Linked DNA regions of Mus musculus: region 1 is linked to region 2. Evidence: chromatin contacts called from ENCODE Hi-C or POLR2A ChIA-PET data. All regions are on one chromosome and are shown on one strand. Each heading gives the region's core, a stretch centred on a gene start or an enhancer-like site at or near the end of the contact. The rest is flanking DNA. Distances are from core to core; before and after follow the strand shown.

Evidence for each region. Hi-C counts contacts between places; a loop is a spot of excess contacts on that map. ChIA-PET counts read pairs that join two places held with the same protein, here RNA polymerase II (POLR2A).
Region 1: POLR2A ChIA-PET joins it to region 2 with 11 read pairs in Patski. The contact joins the promoter of Rap2a here to the enhancer-like site in region 2. A Hi-C loop is called at or near these places in 1 of 37 maps with a recorded cell type or tissue (left cerebral cortex). POLR2A ChIA-PET finds 5 or more read pairs at or near these places in 1 of 5 experiments (Patski).

Annotation. Positions count from the first base shown.
Region 1 is chr14:120,477,032-120,479,731 of GRCm38, forward strand. It overlaps Rap2a (RAS related protein 2a), which reads left to right and starts at 1,430. Exons shown (of 2, transcript NM_029519.3): 1 at 1,430-2,009. The coding sequence starts at 1,696.
Region 2 is chr14:120,295,177-120,297,876 of GRCm38, forward strand. All of the region lies in intron 1 of Mbnl2 (muscleblind like splicing factor 2), which reads left to right. The region is part of intron 2 of Gm52122 (a long non-coding RNA gene); the gene reads right to left. Among named protein-coding and RNA genes, the nearest start is that of Mbnl2, 21 kb to the left of the region's middle. Within about 2 kb of position 1,311, at least 3 of the 3 ENCODE cell types and tissues checked have a DNase peak (open chromatin) inside an H3K27ac peak, as active enhancers do; they include left cerebral cortex, where a contact is called at or near this core.

The DNA.
Region 1 (2,700 bases), core at 180-2,679, 180 kb after region 2:
CATGGTTTAATGAAGATAAATGCAACGAACAGTTATTGCAGAGGGTGTAAATTTTCATGTATTTGCGATTGTGGCTGGGAGCGTATGACGAAGATTCGGGGGCCAAAGATACGCTGGTTTACAACGGGGTAGAAAATACACATTTGAGGAGGCATGATCGGAGGACCACAGCAACTGCTGCCAGATGGATGTCTCCTGAGGGACCGGAAAATTTCTCACCCTGAAGACAAAAGTCCCAGTTTTCTCGATTCAGCCCACGATCCAGCCCGCATCCTCTGCCACCACTTCCATGCCCATCTCCAGGCAGAATGCCACGGAGGCGACGTTAGAACAGAACTCATCCCTCTTGTCTGCCAACGCAACCCGCTCCGGTGCCAGAACACCAGGGGGTCGGGCGCTCGAACCCTGCCCCTCCCAGTTCCCCAGCAGCCCTGCACTGTCTCCACAGTGCAGGTTTGATTGGCTCCGCCCAGCCCTCTGTCACTCCTCAGTTGGCCTACGATTGGGTACCAGGCCGTGCGCAAGCGCAAACTCTCAGCCCCTCCAGGCCCCGGAGGGGAGTTGGCTCAGTCTATCACTGGGTCTTACACCAATTGGTTAGCAAGATGAGACGCCTTTTCATTGGTCAAGAGTGGTAGTCTAGAGTCCGGACTCACAATCTGATTGGCTACAGTGAATCCGAGCTTCCGCGCAGACACCCCCGCAGGCTGTTGCTGAGATGTTCTGGGGTCTCCCGACAGTGGGGGGCGGATCCGAGCTCCAGGTTTTCCAGGCGCCCAAGGCTGTCTACCAGCCCGGGGGGAGGAGCTCGGCTTACGTCAAACTCGACAAGGGCGGGGCTAGAGGGCGGGCCGGTGACGTCATCGGGCGCGGACCGGGTTTGCGTGTAGCCTGGGCGCCACGGACTAGCCGAGCTTCGATTTGCTTGTGTAACTCATGGCGGCGGCCCTTAAGGCTCACGTCGTTACGTATAACGGGATCAAGCCAAAGCTCTCCGAAGGCTGACAGGCTGAGTCATGTATGTCAGCCATAGGCCGGCCCGTCCTGAGGTCCCCAAGCACGGTGCGCACGGCTTCCTAAGCCCACGGTCCCTCCACCGTCACCTCCCGCAAACCCCCGAGCGTGGGCGTCTGACGTTGCCTGCCTTCGGGCGGAGGAGAGCGCGCAGACGCAGTACGGAGGCCGGTCAGGCTGGGTGTTGCCGGGTGTCGCGGAAGCCGGTCTTCTCTGGAGCGCGCGGACGGTCGCTAGGCGACGGCGCGAGGGGCGGGCTTTCTTATAGACCCCTCCCACCCGGCTGGCTCCGCCCCGGGCAGCGCTGCGGCTGGGCTCGGGCGCGCGCTCCAGCGCTGGGGAAGCGGCGGCGGCGGCGGCAGCAGCGGCGGCGGGAGCTGGGCGTGGAGGCGCGAGGGGCGGGGCGGGCGGCATTGCGGGCCCGCGGTTCGGGCGGCTCCGGCTCGAGGTCGAGCTCTGTTGCTGCTCTCGCCCTCGGGGCTGCATCGTCCTCCCGCTTGGCCCGCTCACAGGGCCGCGCACGACTCGTTCAGCTGCAGCCCCGCTGCCGGCGCCCGGGGCGCTGCCGCGGCCGTGAGCCGACGAGTCCGTAAGGGCGGCGGGGCCGCGGGGTCGGGGCGCGGCGCGCGGGCGCAGGTCTATGTCGCGGGCGGCGGCGGCGGCGGCGGCCGCGCAGGGACGATGCGCGAGTACAAAGTGGTGGTGCTGGGCTCGGGCGGGGTAGGCAAATCCGCCCTGACCGTGCAGTTCGTGACCGGCACCTTCATTGAGAAATACGACCCCACCATCGAGGACTTCTACCGCAAGGAGATCGAGGTGGACTCCTCGCCTTCGGTGCTGGAGATCCTGGACACCGCGGGCACCGAGCAGTTCGCGTCCATGCGGGACCTGTACATCAAGAACGGCCAGGGCTTCATCCTGGTCTACAGCTTGGTCAACCAGCAGAGCTTCCAAGACATCAAGCCCATGCGGGACCAGATCATCCGCGTGAAGCGGTGAGCAGAGCGGGGCACACGGGGCTCGGTGGCTGCGGCGATCCCGGTCCTTGGCTTGCCCGGGCTACACCACCTCCTCCAGGGGCTCAGATTTGTGGGCTTTGTTTCACAAGTGAAATTGGGCATCCTGTTAACCCTCAGCCCAGCCCTTTGTCTCTAGGACGTTGGTAGCGCTTCTTCGGGACCCTAGAAAGAACAAAGTTTCAAACTTGCAAGGAAAGAAGGGATGAGTAGGTGGGCGCTAGGGAAAGGGGAGCTGTCTTAGTGTAGGCACGCCTGTGAAGAGTGAGCGCGCGCTTAAATGCACCCGTAAGAGGTTTGACAGCCGAAATTTGTACATACATATCTTGTGACAGTGTCAATACTAAGTTAGGGGGGACCTTTCTCGTTGCGGAAAAGATTAAATGTTGCCAGGAGGTTGGCAGAAATGGATTAGTGCAAAACTTTAAAGACACATTGGCAAATAATTTGAAGACCACACAACATTCAGTTGGCTTGGCATATAGAAGCACACTTGTGACATTTACGCGGAGAGCGTGCAGATTCAGTTCTCTTTCTCTCTTAAAAGCTAGCCTCCTCATCCCCCCCCCGCACCCCCCCCCCGAAAAAAAAAAGAACAGGGAAGGAGGCTATTCTTGGAAAACAAACAGAAGTTTAGTCTGAGTTCTGGCTTGTGTATCAGCTAATTTAA
Region 2 (2,700 bases), core at 61-2,560:
CATACATACACATGCACACGTGCACACATACATACACGCACATGTGTGTGTGTGTGTGTGTGTGTGTGTGTGTGTGTGCCAAAGACGGAGAAGCCTGACTGACTCTGTGTTAATCCCGGATAGGTGAATAGAGAAGTATTCATGTAAAATAGAAGACAGGAAGGCCAAGCTAAGGTAGGCAAGTTGGGTCTGACTGCAGCTGGAGTAGGCCTTGCTTGAGTTAAGTAGTATACCTGGAATAGACAGCCGTGCCAGAGAGTTGAATACATCCTCTATCAAAGGAAACTGCTCGAACAAAAGCCAATAGGAGGAAATGAGCTCCTACTGTGTACACACATGGAGTTCCTCCAAAAGGAGATTGCCTGCCTGGTTCTGCACTCTTCTGATGCCTTCCAAAGCTGCCAAGGAAAGGCTGGACCTGTACTCACAGACCAGAGATGGTGTCTCCCCAAACCTGGGCTTAGCTGCAAGGAAATGGGTGGGATTTTGAGCCAATCCACCTACATTCCCAGACTTCCCAGAACCATCAATTACAGACTGGCTCTTGGGAATACCAGGCACAGTTACTAAGGGTTTTCCTTTGCCGTTCCCTAGGCTGTGCATGTAGTGAGGAGTGGGTACGTGGATGCAGTAGTCTGCTCTCTTTATAGACTTTGCTCATTGCTTAGCGTCCCTCAGCCATTTCCATGCCCTCTGTTCAGGAGCCAGAGCTCTCTATTGAGGATCGAAACACCAGAGATGAGGCCCTGTGATTGGCTCAGGGAGGCTTCACTTTCAGGATCTTGGCTGGGCAGTAAGGGCACTAGCACTCCTGACCTCTGTAGAAACGCTGTGTTCACCAAGAGCATGTGATTTTGTAGGGCACAGTGTGAGGCCTGGCGCTGGTCCGCAACCACAGAGACTGGCCGTTTTCAGTCCTGGAGGATACCAGGGTGTAACAGAGGTGTAGGATTGTATGTTCCAGTGAACGTAATACGTGAATTACCTCGGTCTCTGGAGCCCTAAGGGTAGGGCTTGAAGACACCACAGAGCTTTAAAAGAGCTTAGATTGAGAAGGACTTATTTTTTTTTCCTGCTTTATGTTGCCTGATTGACAGTTTGAGTACAGTTAAGCTCGGATCTGTGGGGATGCTACTATAACTGGCTTGCATGGTGGAGTCATTTTCCACTGACATCATCCTCTGAAAGCTTCTGAGAGAGGGAAAATGAAAGCAGAGGAGGAGAGGGAGGTCGAGTGCCTTCCGTGGAGAACCCGCCATTTTGCCTGTTGACTCCACCCCCACCCCCAGGTTTGGCAGAAGCTCTGTGTTACTGACCCAGTCAGGTCCCCTCCCCTGAGTTCCCCAGGGGACTGTCTGCAGCTGTGGCCCATGAAATCCACGGACACTGCGTGTAGGGGTGAAAAACTGATTCAGTCACTATTGCTTGAATGCGCCAAATTCCAGTGCAGTTGAAATCCGGTGAATTTCCGTTTGCCCTGGAGGATAGAACAGTCTTGGTCCTTATTTTCTTATAAAATTCCATTTGATGGTTCTCAGCTAACAATCGTGAGGTGGGCAGACAGCCTGTGCCAGACGCAGTTCAGGGTGCTGGGCCACAGAGATGCCCTTGCCTGGTCTCAAGGTCCATCGGCGAATCTTCCAGCTGTAAACACGTAGCAGAACAGTCAACCTCAAGGAGATGAGGGCGAGGTTAGAGGGGACAGGGACCAGGGTAGGTGGCTGTGGTTGTTCTTCTGGGCAGCAGATCATAGGGCAGGTTGCTCTTTTTGAGAAGGGAGGTTTGACGGCTCTGCTGAAGAGCAGCAAGCAAAGAAACGGGGAGAAGGATATCATGATATGAGAGTCCTTCTAATTAACAAATTCCTTCTAATTGCTTGCTTCTGGGACGTATCAAGTCTCATCAATAAACTAAAACTAACGGGCAATTGAGCATTAAGCCATAAGCTTTGCTTTCTCCCCGCTTGCTTGCTTCCCTCTTTCAAGGGAGAGCCACACGAATTAAGAGTTAAATTTGCCAGCAAATAAGGTAAGGAGAAACAAGACTGCTTTATGCGCTGTGGACAGGGCTGGGAGTGGCCATGTTTACCTCTGGGACATATCTCTGCTCTCATTACTGTTCAGCAAGACTGGGGGGAAAGAACGCAGGGAACTTGGGCCTGGATCCTTGCTTGTTCCGCACGCACTGAGTCTTCCATAGCAGGGCAAAAACTTGCAGAGCAGCCCCATCCTTCCTTCCTTCCTCGTGGCCATGCTGCGAACAGGATTTTACTCTCCCCTCAAGCTAGAAATGTCTGAGAAGGGGGGAAAACAACAAAAACATCTCACATGGCATTGAATAATGGTGGTTTCAAAACTCCTCCTCGTTTAGTCTAATTTACAGGGTGAGGTCATACGACTGCCTGGAAAATTCCAACGTGATTTTTTTTTTATATTTAGTTTATTCACATAGTGCCGGACGTCAAAAAGTTTAAAAGCCGGCTCATAAAGTATTTGCAGTTCATGTTTTCTTGCATTTTAAACACCGTGACTTTTGTAGCTGTTCTGAGTAAATGCAGGCTACGGTAAGTCTGAAAACAATGAAATGAAGGGCAGGGGACAGAAATAGATCAGAGCTTGGTAGTGGATCAAAATGAGAGGACCTGAGGGAAACTGCATCTGACAGAAAGGTGTATTCTATTTGGGGTGACTACCCTAAGCC